3 separate regions of the Homo sapiens genome follow, and all the other regions are linked to region 1. Evidence: chromatin contacts called from ENCODE Hi-C or POLR2A ChIA-PET data. All regions are on one chromosome and are shown on one strand. The core of a region is the stretch at or near the end of the contact, and the rest is flanking DNA. Distances in the headings are between cores, read along the strand shown.

Region 1 (4,062 bases), core at 79-2,578:
TCAATTTTTAGAGAAACTGGTCAGGATTGTGCTTCCCATAAAATATAGCCCAAGTACAGTTTTCAAAGGAAGCTTGTCAACTCAGAATAGAGAAATACATCCCTAGAATTCTCTTTCTTCCACAGTGGCAGACAGACGAAGGCTACACGAAAAATAGTTCCAAATTGTAACTGAGAAGCCACAGTTGGGGATTAGTGGTCACCAACATTATTTTGTATAGCACTTCAACATGAAAATCTTTACTTATCAGCAATCATGAGCCTTAAAAGCCCAGGTCAAGTCGCTGGGCAGCAGAAGGCTGAAAGGAACACTTGAAAGGAAATCAGCTATCACATACAGTGTGCATGTAAAAATCACTCAGATGGTATCCGAAAGCCTATTAAAACACGAGATGCCATCACTGTAGTTTTGAGATATATCAGCCGTTTCACATTACGATGGCTAACATACCAGCTCTATTTTTAGAGCTTCTGGAAAGATCAAAGCTGAAGGGGCCCTTTTAGTGGCTCCCCATCCAGGCCCCTAATCTCTGTTTACTTTTTCTTTGTAATTATGTGGATCTGCAGAAGATGCATAGCCAGGGCCGCCTCACCCTCAGAGTAACGCTTTAAAAAATTGCTCTATGAGGGTCCTGGCTAGGAGGGAACCCTCTGGGGAGGAACAAAGAGCAGTAAAGTTCAAATTCAAGACAAAATTAGCATGATGCAAGTATTGATACAGAGTTGAAATATTTTAACTCAGTCTCCCTACACATTTTCTCAGGCTGGTTTTAAACCACTGTGAGAATGAATACAGATCCATGAAAACAAAGTCCTTTCTGAGGGTTTAGACCCCACCCTTCCCCCACAAAAAGCCCTTAGTTGGTTTCAAGGGCTCCAGCTGGTGAGGCTGCGGTCAAATGCTGACCCGCTCACTTTTAAAAACAAGTCCCTCCAATACAAAATGACTTACTTTGGAAGAACAAGCTGTACATTTGTCAAATGCCAGGCTGACGGGAAGGACATTATCAAACCGTGAAAGAAATCCCCGGATCTAAAAACAAACAAAACAAAACAATTCACATCAAACACACAACGACCACATCTATGAAATGCACGTCTGGTTTCTGACAACAAGTAGGAAATGATTAATATGGCGGCCCGGAAAGAGATTATGAGCAAAAATAAGTTCGAAATGAGTATTTTCCCTTGTAACGTAATCAGTTTGCAGAAGAACTATATTAGGTCCTTTATTCCATTAGGAGCCAGGGCTTACAAGCTTTTCAAATATTTCTGACCTAAAAACAAACTGACTCTAAAATACAAAAAGCAAGCTGTAGTATCTAAAGTATTTTTTAACAAATGTCTTCCAAAATGTTGAACAGGTCCACTGGTATACTCAACTCTTAAGCTCCCACATGTGTTCTAGTGAATATGGGGTAAATACACATTTCTATGACATGATTTTGGGTGGGGTCTCACAAGGAAAGATGGCTTGGGGGACTGTGGAAGGCCGAAATGGCCCTAGACATATATCCAGTTATTTGCTTGATTTGGAACAGATAGAGATAAAATGTAAAACATCATCAGATTTATGGGGAAACAGCACCACCTTGAGCATAAAATTCTGGACTACAACTGAGTTACATTTCCAGAGTATCAGCTATAATCAGGTTTCACAAACTATAACTGAAGTAATTTATTCAGAACATTATACCTGTATATACTATACTTACACCAAAGGGGGAGCTTTAAGCTGTTCTATATATCATAAAAATATGAATGGTAACATCTCTAAACTCTCCATAGGACTCAACGTTTATAATAAACCAGACAACACAAATATTATGAATTAATTTATTTGACCTTTCAAATTCCCCATTTTATGTTGAAAAACCTCAGGCTCAGGAAGAATGGCAACTTGGCTCAGGTAAACAGTAAGTAATGGAGCCAAGACTCAAAAATGGACCTCCTGATGTGAACCTGCCCCCGGCCTGAGCTTCTCTGCTTCCCTCCCTCTCAGAATACCACAGCGTTTGTCTTCAACACTAGGTCTTCTCACAACTTTAACACTCTCACTTGAACAGAACAGAAGACCCGATCCACCACCGTTTAGCCATCCTATTAACACCATGCCCTCTCCCTCAAATCCCCCACCCCCCGAAAAACAAACAATTTGACAAACTATTTAAAGAAAAAGGCTTCTTTTGAGTTTTGGATAACTCCATCCTGATGCTCACACTGTAACAGTGTTAACTGTTTGTGCATACTTCTCTCTGGAAAAAAATCAAACCTGGAAAAACATGCCTACAGCAATTTTTTTTTTTTTTTTTTTTTTTTGGAGATGGAGTCTCACTCTGTCGCCCAGGCTGGAGTACAGTGGTGTGATCTCAGCTCACCGCAACCTCTGCCTCCTGGGTTCAAGTGATTCTCCTGCCTCAGCCTCCCGAGTAGCTGGAATTACAGGCGCCCACCACCACACCCAGCTAAGTTTTTTCTATTTTTAGTAGAGATGGGGTTTTGCCATGTTGTCCAGGCTGATCTTGAACTCCTGGCCTCAGGTGACCTGCCTGCCTCAGCCTCCCAAAGTGCTGGGGTTACGGGCGTGAGCCACCGCGCCCAGCCCGAATTTATCATTTCTATCAAACACTTGATCTCGGATTGCATTAAAAAACACATAGCATATTGATAAAGACATTTTAAAAATTTGGCAGGGCACAGTGGCTCACGTCTGTACTCCTAGCACTTTGGGAGGCTGAGGCGGGCAGATCACCTGAGGTCAGGAGTTTGAGACCAGCCTGGACAACATGGCAAAACCCCCACCTCTGCTAAAAATACAAAATAATTAGCCGGGTGTGGTGGTGCACCCATGTAATCCCAGCTCCTCGGGAGGCTGAGGCAGGAGAATCACTTGATCCTGGGAGGCAGAGGTTGCAGTGAGCTGAGATCCAGCCTGAGTGACAGAGTAAGACTCCATCTCAAAAAAAAAAAAAAAAAATTGGTAACTGGTATAAGTTAGATAGCCTCATCATAAACATATGAAAATATGACAACCTTTTAGTTCCTAACATCTCAGGAATGTGGTAACCATTTCATAATCCATGACCTGAGGCATAATCAGGGTCATAAGTTTGCTATTCAGGACGTCAAAATAGGAGACATCAAAATAGCAGAAAAGAGTTTAATAGCAAGTCACAAATGGGAATGCTGAAATCTTCACGAGCTCTGGAAGTTACAGGCTTGAGAATACTCACAGTGAGTCTCCTCTATACCCCAATTACTTTTATATTAAGTTTACTTAGAAAAGAACTTCATCACATTTAGCATATTTTTCCATTAAAGTTTTTTAACACAGCCTACAAGTCATGTGTCCATCTATGTTTCATGGAAAGGTTTCTGCATGCTGTTTTCTCTAATATGGTTTTCATCAAACTTACTTTATGTTGCACAAATACTGGTAATTTTCTCTGATACTGTCTTATCATTGGAGGTGGGCAGGTAAAGCTGAGGGACAGGGAGAAAGTAGATCCAGTTGGGGTAGAAAGGGAGAGAGGAAATAGAGAAGAAAAACAACAACACCACCACAGGTGGCGAGGAATAGAAGAAAAAGAAGATGCCGTGCACGGTATTGGTTGAATGAGGGTCCACACACCACCGTTCAGCAGGCCCAGACAGTTCTTTACTAGGAAACAGATTTATTTTCCCAGAAAATGAAGTAGAATAATATGTGTGTGAGGACTTTCAAATTCACCAAGTTTGTATCAGAAGGCCCACAATTTAACCAAAATAATTCCAGTTTTAGATAATTCAAGACAGGAAACCCTTCTTCTCAACCGACTGCAAGAGACTCCTAAGGGGGTACTTCCACAGGTGGGCTCCCTCCCTTCTAGCTAATGCAAAGGCTCAGCTGTCAGTTTTCCTAATACACAGCTCTGAGGCCTGTCATTTTTTACCCACTCCCTATAGCTGACAAAAGGCGGCAGACAAGGCCGGGCGCGGTGGCTCACGCCTGTAATCCCAGCACTTTGGGAGGCCGAGGAGGGCGGATGATGAGGTCAGGAGATCAAGACCATCCTGGCTAACA
Region 2 (4,429 bases), core at 1,502-4,001, 390 kb before region 1:
CTAAAATTCAAAAATTAGCCAGGTGTGGTGGCACATGCCTGTAATCCCAGGCACTGAGGTGGCTGAGGCAGGAGAATTGCTTGAACCCGGGAGGCGGAGGTTGCAGTGAGCTTAGATTGCACCACTGCACTCCAGCCTGGGCAAAAGAGCAAGACTCTGTCTCAAAAAAAAAAAAAAAAATGCACAACGTGTTGACAAGGATGGGGAGTAAGTGGAACCCTCGTACATTGCTGGTGGGAATGTAACATAGTAAAGCTACTACAGAAAACAGTTTGATAGTTCCGTGTAGTCATCATATGACCCAAGAATTCTGCCTCTAGGTATATATCCAAGAGAAATGAAAACATGCATCCACACAAAAACTCATGCAGCAATATCCATAGCAACATCACAACATCATTCATAATAGCAAGATAGTAGAAACAAGATAAGTACCCTGGCTGGACCTGGTGACTCACGCCTGTAATCCCAGCACTTTGGGAGGCTGAGGCGGGCAGATCACTTGAAGTCAGGAGTTCGAGACCAGCCTGGCCAATATGGTGAAACCCCGTCTCTACTAAAAACACAAAATTTAGCCAGGCATGGTGGCACGCGCCTGTAGTGCCAGCTACTCGGGAGGCTGAGGCACGAGAATTGCTTGAACCCAGAGGGCGGAGGTTGCAGTGAGCTGAGATCATGCCACTGCACTCCAGCCTGGGTGACATAGTGAGACTCTGTCCCAAAGAAAAAAAGATACTCTACATCAAATAAGAGCTAAAATCAGTGAATCTATCAATATCCTGGTTGGGAAATTGTATTAATATTACAGCATTGCAAAATGTTACCAGTGGGGGGAACTGGGTAAAGGTTACATGGGATCACTCTCTATCATTTATTACAACTGCATGTGAATCTACAGCGATCTCAAAATAAAAAACTTAATTTAAAAACATACTCTAGGTCGGATGCAGTGGCTCACACCTGTAATCCCACACTTTAGGAGGTCGAGGCAGAAAGGTCCCCTCAGGCCAGGAGTTTGAGACCAGCCTGGGCAACAAAGTGAGACCCTCATCTCTACAAAAAAGTAAAAAAAATTTGCCAGATGTAGTAGTGCACACACCTGGTCCCAGCTACAAGGGAGGCTGAGGCAGGAGAATTGCTTGAGCCCAGGAAGTCAAGGCTGCAGTGAGCCATTTGTACCCACAACACTCCAGCCTGAGTGACAGAGTGAAACTCTGTCTCAAAAAATAAAAATAAAAACATCTGGCCTGAAGAAAATAATAAAATAAAATAAATAAATAAAAATAAAAACATACTCTACCTCTTTTCTGTACTTCTCCTTCCAAAATAAGAATTTCCCAGCTAGGCACGGTGGCTCACACCTGTATTCCCAGCACTTTGGGAGGCCAAGATGGGCTGATTGATTGAGTCCAGAAGTTCAAGACCAGCCTGGGCAACATAGCAAGACCCCCGTCTCTACAAAAAAATACAGAAAATTCACCGAGCATGGTGGTGCATGCCTGTAGCCCCAGCTACCTGGGAGTCTGAGGTGGGAGGATCACCTGAGCCTGGGAGGTTGAGGCTGTAGTGAGCCGTGGTCCTCACTCCGCACTCCAGCCTGTGTAACATAGTTAGACCCTGTCTCAAAAAAAACCAACAACAAAAAAAGAATTTCCCAGCAGTAGCATGTCTGTATTCTTTAAATGATGTTGCTATTTGATGGCATTGTTTTATTTGTCAGGAATCCTAGGCCTACCCTGTGGACTCTATGAGTCTCTCAAGAGCTGACCAAAGTTTTGGATGGAGCAAAAATCTTTATTGACTCCAGGCTGGGTGTGGTTGCTCACGCCTGTAATCCCAGCACTTTAAAGGCTGAGGTGGGTGGATCACATGAGGCCAGGGGTTCGAGACCAGCCTGGCTAACATGGCGAAACCCAGTCTCTACTAAAAATAGAAAAATTAGCCGGGTGTGGTGGTACACATCTGTAATCCCAGCTACTCGGGAGACTGAAGCAGGAGACTCACTTGAACCTGGGAGGCAGAGCTTGCAGTGAGCTGAGATCACACCACTGCACTCCAGCCTGGGCGACAGAATGAGACTCCATCTCAAAAAAAAAAAAAAAATTTTGACTCCAGAAGGTGAAAAGATAATCATAATAACATCATTAACAAATGTTTAAATGTCTCTAAAATATGGTCTTATATCAAATAGCTGCAACTCAATTCTCATATGTCTGTATGTGTGTGTTATATGTACAGACTGCATATTTAATATGGGGTATCCTGAGGATTTGAAACTGGAAATGACCTGGTGTTGAATCCTGTCTTTACGCTTGTAGCTCTGTGGCTTTGGAGAAGTTTTCTTAACTTATTTGAGTCTCAATTTCATTATATATTAAAAGAACATCGTAGTATTTACTCCATAGTGTTGTTGTGGCAATTAAAATTACATGAATTCCTGATTCATGTGAAAGCTTAGTAAGTACCTGCCTCATAGTAAGAGCTCAGCTAGTGGTGGCGATTGTGATGATGAAATACCGAGGATGGCGGTGACGGGTATTTGTGGTTGACTGTCAGGGTGGTGGTAGTAAGAGCCTGGAACCCAGCAAGTCCCTGGGTCCACTTGATCATGGGTTTGTACTTAACCAGAGCCAGAGAAAAGGCTTATATTGTCAGTTCTTTTGGAGGAAAAACAGGAGGAAGAGAACAAAGGCTTGGTTTCATTGGAGGCTCAACTGAATGTTATTTTAAATGAAAGCTATAAAAACAGTGTGGGAAAACCACAGGAAAGGTGAGGCCAACTAAGGTTTGTATCGTGAGGTCAGCTGGTGGTTGACTGAGTCACAAAGCATTTTATACAAATCATGATCTGACAATGACTATTTTTCTGGCTAAAGCAGGAAAACTGAGTTTCAAAAACAATTGTAAAAATATGTGTGACTTGTGGTATTTTATATATGAAAAGGTTTGTATATAACTTACATCAAATTTGGTTATACATTTACCTAGCTGTCTTTATTGAAAAAGAGTAAGATGGGCCGGGTGCAGTGGCTCAAGCCTGTGATCCCAGCACTTTGGGAGACCGAGGCAGGCGGATCACAAGGTCAGGAGATCGAGACCATCCTGGCTAACACGGTGAAACCCCGTCTCTACTAAAAATACAAAAAATTAGCCAGGCGTGGTGGCGGGCACCTGTAGTCCCAGCTGCTCAGGAGGCTGAGGCAGGAGAATGGCGTGAACGTGGGAGGCGGAGCTTGCAGTGAGCCGAGATCGCGCCACTGAACTCCAGCCTGGGAGACAGAGCAAGACTCTGTCTCAAAAAAAAAAAAAAAAAAAAAAAAGAATAAGATTATGGGACATTGGGACCTTGCTGGTTACCCTGGGCCTTCAGGTTGTGTGGCCTTCGGGATAAAGGTCTGGGAGCTCTGCAAACATGTGTCAGGGTCTGGCACTTCACAAGCCACTGGGAACGCAAAGCAGTCCCTGACCCCAGGCACACACAGCATTGCACCTATAAAATTGAATAGAACAGGTCTGGGCGCCATGGCTCACACCTGTAATCCCAGCACTTTGGGAGGCTGAAGCAGGAGGATCACTTGAGCCCAGGACTTCAAAACCAGCCTAGGCAACATAGTGAGACCCTGTCTCTACAAAAAATTAGCCGGGCATGGTGGCGTGCACCTGTAGTCCAAGCTACTCGGGAGGCTGAGGTGGGAGGATCGCTTGAGCCTGGGAGGTAGAGCCTTCAGTGAGCTGAGATCACGCCACTTCACCCCAACCTGGGCGACAGAGTTAGACACTGTCTCAACAACAACCAAAAAAGTAACAAAACAAAAAGACAGAGAGACACGTAATAAATAAAAGTCAGTGACCTGCGAATGCTTTATATATTATTCAAAGATAATATTGAAACAAAAATGACTCTGAAGGTCACCTTCATGTTTCTGGCACTTGAAAATTAGTGTATAGCAGTGATGTATTAGGCAACAGAAGGCTTAGAAATGGAAAGAAAGATCTGGGTTTGGGTACAGGCTCCGCCCTTTATCCATTGTGTGACTTTCGCCAGGACACTTAACCTCTCTGCTTCAGTTTCATCATGTGTTAAAACATGAACGATAACACCCACGTAATTGGTTTGGTATGAAATTGAGATGAGTGTTATTGAAATATAAAGTAATATTATGGGAAATTACTGTGATTTTCTTAGTTGGAGGCTGCTTATAGATAACCCAGGATCACAGAATTGCATCATGTCGAGATGTGTTTGTTTTTCACATTTTAGGCCAAAATTAAAGAGAGAAGTAAAATTCCAGATCACTCCTTCAGACCACTGCATGAGCTTAATTTATCAATTTTCCCATCTTTTTTCTTTCAAAAGCTTTAAGGGACTGGGTGTGGTGGCTCACACCTGTAATCCCAGCACTTTGGGAGGCCAAGGTGGGAGGATCAC
Region 3 (3,969 bases), core at 610-3,109, 410 kb before region 1:
TGTCCAGGCGTGGTGGCTCACACGTGTAATCCCAGCACTTTGGGAGGCTGAGGTGGGAAAATCGCTTGAGCCCAGGAGTTCAAGACCAGCCCAGGCAACATAGTGAGACTTCCGCATCTCTACAAAAACTTTAAAATATGGTAGCACACACCTGTAGCCCCAGCTACTCAGGAGGTTGAGGTGGGAGGATTGCTTGAGCCTAGAAGGTTGAGGCTGCAGTGAGCTGTGATTGTGCCACTGCACAATCTAGTCAAGAAAAATGAAAACAACCCTAAGTATAATAAATAGAAGGGGCTGGCTGCAGTGGCTCACGCCTGTAATCCCAGCACTTTGGGAGGCTGAGGCGGGTGGATCACGAGGTCAGGAGTTCGAAACCAGCCTGGCCAACATGGTGAAACCCCATCTCTACTAAAAATACAAAAATTAGCCAGGTGTGGTGGCTCATGCCTGTAATCCCAGCTACTCAGGAGGCTGAGGCAGGAGAATTGCTTGAACCTGGGAGGTGGAGGTTGCGATGAGCCAAGATCGTGCCACTGTACTCCGGCCTAAGTGACAGAGCAAGATTCCATCTCAAAAAATAATAATAATAATAATAATAATAATAATAAAATTAAATAAATAAATAAATAAATAAATGGAACTTAATGTAGGGATTTTGTTACAAAGATGTTGGGAGGGCTGGCAAACAAAAAAGAAGGGGTACCCTGGAGAAGGAAGGATTACGTGCAGAGAAGCTGCACATCAGGAAGCTGCTAACAGCCCTGTATTGGAACCTACAAGCCCACACCAGCCTGGGCACCAGAGCGAGACTCTGTCTCTCAAAAAGATTAAAAAGTCATTAAGTTTTCAGAAGACTTGTACACAGTTCAGAAGACTTGTACACAGCATTAGATACTGTATACAAGTCCTCTGAAAACTTATGCCTTTGCCACTGCTAGAGCTGCCAGAGTCACCACCACTGCCCAGATGCCACTTGGGCCAGGCACGGTGGCTAACACCTGTAATCCCAGCACTTTGGGAGGCCAAGGTGGGTGGATTGCTTGAGCTCAGGAGTTTGAGGCCCGCCTGGACAACATAGTGAGACCTCATCTCTACAAAAAGTAAACAAAAAATTAGCTGGGAGCAGTGGTGCGCACCCGTGGTCCCAGCTACTTGGGAGGCAGAGATGGCAGAATCACCTGAACCCCGGGAGGTCAAGGCTGCAGTGAGCGGAGATCGTGGCACTGCACGCCAGCCTGGGTGAGAGAGCGAGACTCTGACTGAAAAAAACAGGCTGGGCACGGTGGCTCACACCTGTAATCCCAGCATTTTGGGAGGCCGAGGTAGGTGGATGACGAGGTCAAGAGATCAAGACCATCCTGGCCAACATGGTGAAACCCCATCTCTACTAAAAATACAAAACTTAGCTGGGCATGGTAGGGGGTGCCTGTAGTCCCATCTACTCAGGAGGCTGAGGCAGGAGAATCACTTGAACCCAGGAGGTGGAGGTTGCAGTGAGCCAAGATTGCGCCACTGCACTCCAGCCTGGTGACAGAGCAAGACTCCATCTCAAAACAAAACAAAACAAAAACAAAAACCAGATGCCACTTGACAACCACCAGTAACTGCTGCTGCAGTTGCAGACAAACCCAGGAACTTCTCTTCCTCCTATCTTCTGATCTGACACCACGGTCTCCAATCAGCAAAACCTAATAGAAAGCCAGCTGGTGAGAAACCTGGGCAACATAGTTTGCAGGCTCCTACCCAGCAGTAGAGAGTGGAGTACAGAGGAATGGCCGAGCTCACCAGAGAAACACCTCCCTGTGGTGACTGAGCATCCAGATCCACCCTTCAATCATATGTAAATTTCCATACACCAGCAGCAGCTTCCTGTTTCCACCCAACGTGATGCAGCTATCCTTTGTACAAAAGAAAATGCTCTCAAATTAGCCAGGGGTGGTGGCGGGCACCTGTAGTCCCAACTACTTGGGAGGCTGAGGCTGGAGAATCACTTGAACCCGGGAGGCGGAAGTTGCAGTGAGCCACGATTGCGCCACTGCACTCCACCCTGGGGGACAGAGCGAGACTCCTCCTCCTCAAAAAAAAAAAAAAAAAAAAAGAAAAGAAAAGAAGTGTTCTCACTTTTCTGGCAGGAAAGAGTAAACAAAGTCCCTACAGTTACTGTATTCATCTGTGGGTGATGTTAATGCCTCTTTTAATTAGAATCCCAACTGGATTTTGTATAATTTAGAAACTAGCCTATAACATTAACCACCACCCACTCTCCTCATAGAAAATAGTTGAAGGGAAGGGGTTAAAAATACCCGTGTGCCTGTCCGTGAGTATGTATATACACATTACCACGCAAGGAAGGAAATATGCCTACCTTTTTTGTTTTGGTTTTGGTTTCTTTTGTTTTTTGAGACAGAGTCTTGCTCTGTTGCCCAGGCTGGAGTGCAGTGGCACGATCTTGGCTCACTGCAACCTCCACCTCCCAGGTTCAAGTGATTCTCCCACCTCAGCCTCCTGAGTAGCTGGGATTACAGGCTCACACCACCACACCTGGCTAATTTTTTGTATTGTTAGTAGAGACAGGGTTTCACCATGTTGACCAGCTGGTCTCAAACTCCTGAACTCAAGTGATCTGCCCTCCTCGGCCTCCCAAAGTGCCAGAATTACAGGCATGAGCCACCACATCATTTTTTAAAAAGGTTATGATATCACAGTAGATACGGCATCTTTCTCCCTTTACTCATTCTGTGTTCCTGTTGCCCTCAGCCTGTACTTCATTTGGGCAGAGTTCCTTACCTGGTTGGGGCCCAAATCTCCACTACTGAAGAGCTGTCCCTATGGGTCCTGTCTGTATCGGGTTGTTGTAGTCTTTAACTTTTATTGAACATGGTTCCACATTTTACATTTTGAGTAATGAGAATTTGATAGTGCTTACTATTTGGAGCAATGTTTCTTGTATTAACTCATTCATCCTTACACAACCCAATAAGGCAAATACTATTATTCTAACTTTACAAATCAGGAAACAGGCTCAAAGAGGTTAAGTACCTTGCCTAAAGTCACACAGCTAGTTAAGTGGTAGAACCAGGATTCAAGCCCATGTTTGAATGGTCTGAATCCGGTCTCAGTGCTCTTAACCACTGCTCAGTCATCATGGGCAGGTGTTTCTCTATACCATACCACAGCTAAGCACACAATAGGTGCCCAGTAAATGGTAGCTGTTATTGTTGATATTACTGCCATTTGATAACTGTCTCTTGGAGTTATGAATCTTATACTCACTTATAAAAATAACCAGTTGACTAAACAATGCCTGGCAAATGACATCGTCCTGATTTGTGGCTAGAATTCCTTAAAACATTGTTTCAGAATTTACAACTATCTCATGAAAAGTCTGATTCCTAAAAGAGAGCTTGTCTCCAGGTTGCTTGCCCTGGCTTCTAATCCTAACATTTCCCTTTATTAGCCAGGTGATCCTGGGAAAAGCTTTGGATTTGGTGACCAAAGGTGGCTAGTCATACCCCCCAGGTCAGCTCTGTCACAGATTAGCCAGGTGATGTTGGGCTTTATGGTTGAGCCAGGTGATGTTTGGAGCTGATGGTTGAGTTTCCTCACTGTGCTCCAAAATCATCAGTCCCTGGGAGACTGGAGAAAAAGTGGTTTGGCAAAACCATAAATGCAAGAAAGCCCAGCACTGATGAGCTGCCTCTGCCCACAAGTGCAATAATATCAGAGCCCAAGTGACCACTAAATGAGAGTCAAAATAGCCATGTGCTCAGTGAGATTCTTTTATACTCTGGCACATAAGCAGGACTTTAGAAAGGAGAAGCTCTTGTCCAGCACCCTCGGGGTTGCTGAGGGTCTCCATGGCCAGAGGCCTGGTCTGCAGCTCCAGCTGAATCATGGATCCTTACTCCTTTGAGGCTCTCCATTGCAGTGAGTCTTCAAGCTCCGAGTCCTACCTGAGCCCTGTCCCTC

What was found. Hi-C counts contacts between places; a loop is a spot of excess contacts on that map. ChIA-PET counts read pairs that join two places held with the same protein, here RNA polymerase II (POLR2A). Pooled maps may share reads with other maps.
Region 2: a map of endothelial cell of umbilical vein shows a loop between it and region 1 (9-fold over the local background). The contact joins two enhancer-like sites. A Hi-C loop is called at or near these places in 1 of 168 maps with a recorded cell type or tissue (endothelial cell of umbilical vein) and 3 of 50 pooled maps. POLR2A ChIA-PET finds 5 or more read pairs at or near these places in 2 of 52 experiments (A549 and endothelial cell of umbilical vein).
Region 3: a loop to region 1 is called in a pooled map, with 2.1 times the contacts of the local background. The contact joins two enhancer-like sites. A Hi-C loop is called at or near these places in 2 of 168 maps with a recorded cell type or tissue (endometrial microvascular endothelial cells and stomach) and 3 of 50 pooled maps.

What each region holds. Positions count from the first base shown.
Region 1 is chr3:11,376,942-11,381,003 of GRCh38, reverse strand. It overlaps ATG7 (autophagy related 7), which reads right to left. Exons shown (of 21, transcript NM_001349232.2): 19 at 952-1,032. Among named protein-coding and RNA genes, the nearest start is that of ATG7, 110 kb to the right of the region's middle. Within about 2 kb of position 1,328, at least 3 of the 41 ENCODE cell types and tissues checked have a DNase peak (open chromatin) inside an H3K27ac peak, as active enhancers do; they include endothelial cell of umbilical vein, where a contact is called at or near this core.
Region 2 is chr3:11,763,378-11,767,806 of GRCh38, reverse strand. It overlaps a transcript of TAMM41 not described here. Among named protein-coding and RNA genes, the nearest start is that of TAMM41, 81 kb to the left of the region's middle. Within about 2 kb of position 2,751, at least 4 of the 41 ENCODE cell types and tissues checked have a DNase peak (open chromatin) inside an H3K27ac peak, as active enhancers do; they include endothelial cell of umbilical vein, where a contact is called at or near this core.
Region 3 is chr3:11,782,926-11,786,894 of GRCh38, reverse strand. It overlaps a transcript of TAMM41 not described here. Among named protein-coding and RNA genes, the nearest start is that of TAMM41, 62 kb to the left of the region's middle. RefSeq lists an enhancer at 1,171-1,726. Within about 2 kb of position 1,859, at least 2 of the 41 ENCODE cell types and tissues checked have a DNase peak (open chromatin) inside an H3K27ac peak, as active enhancers do.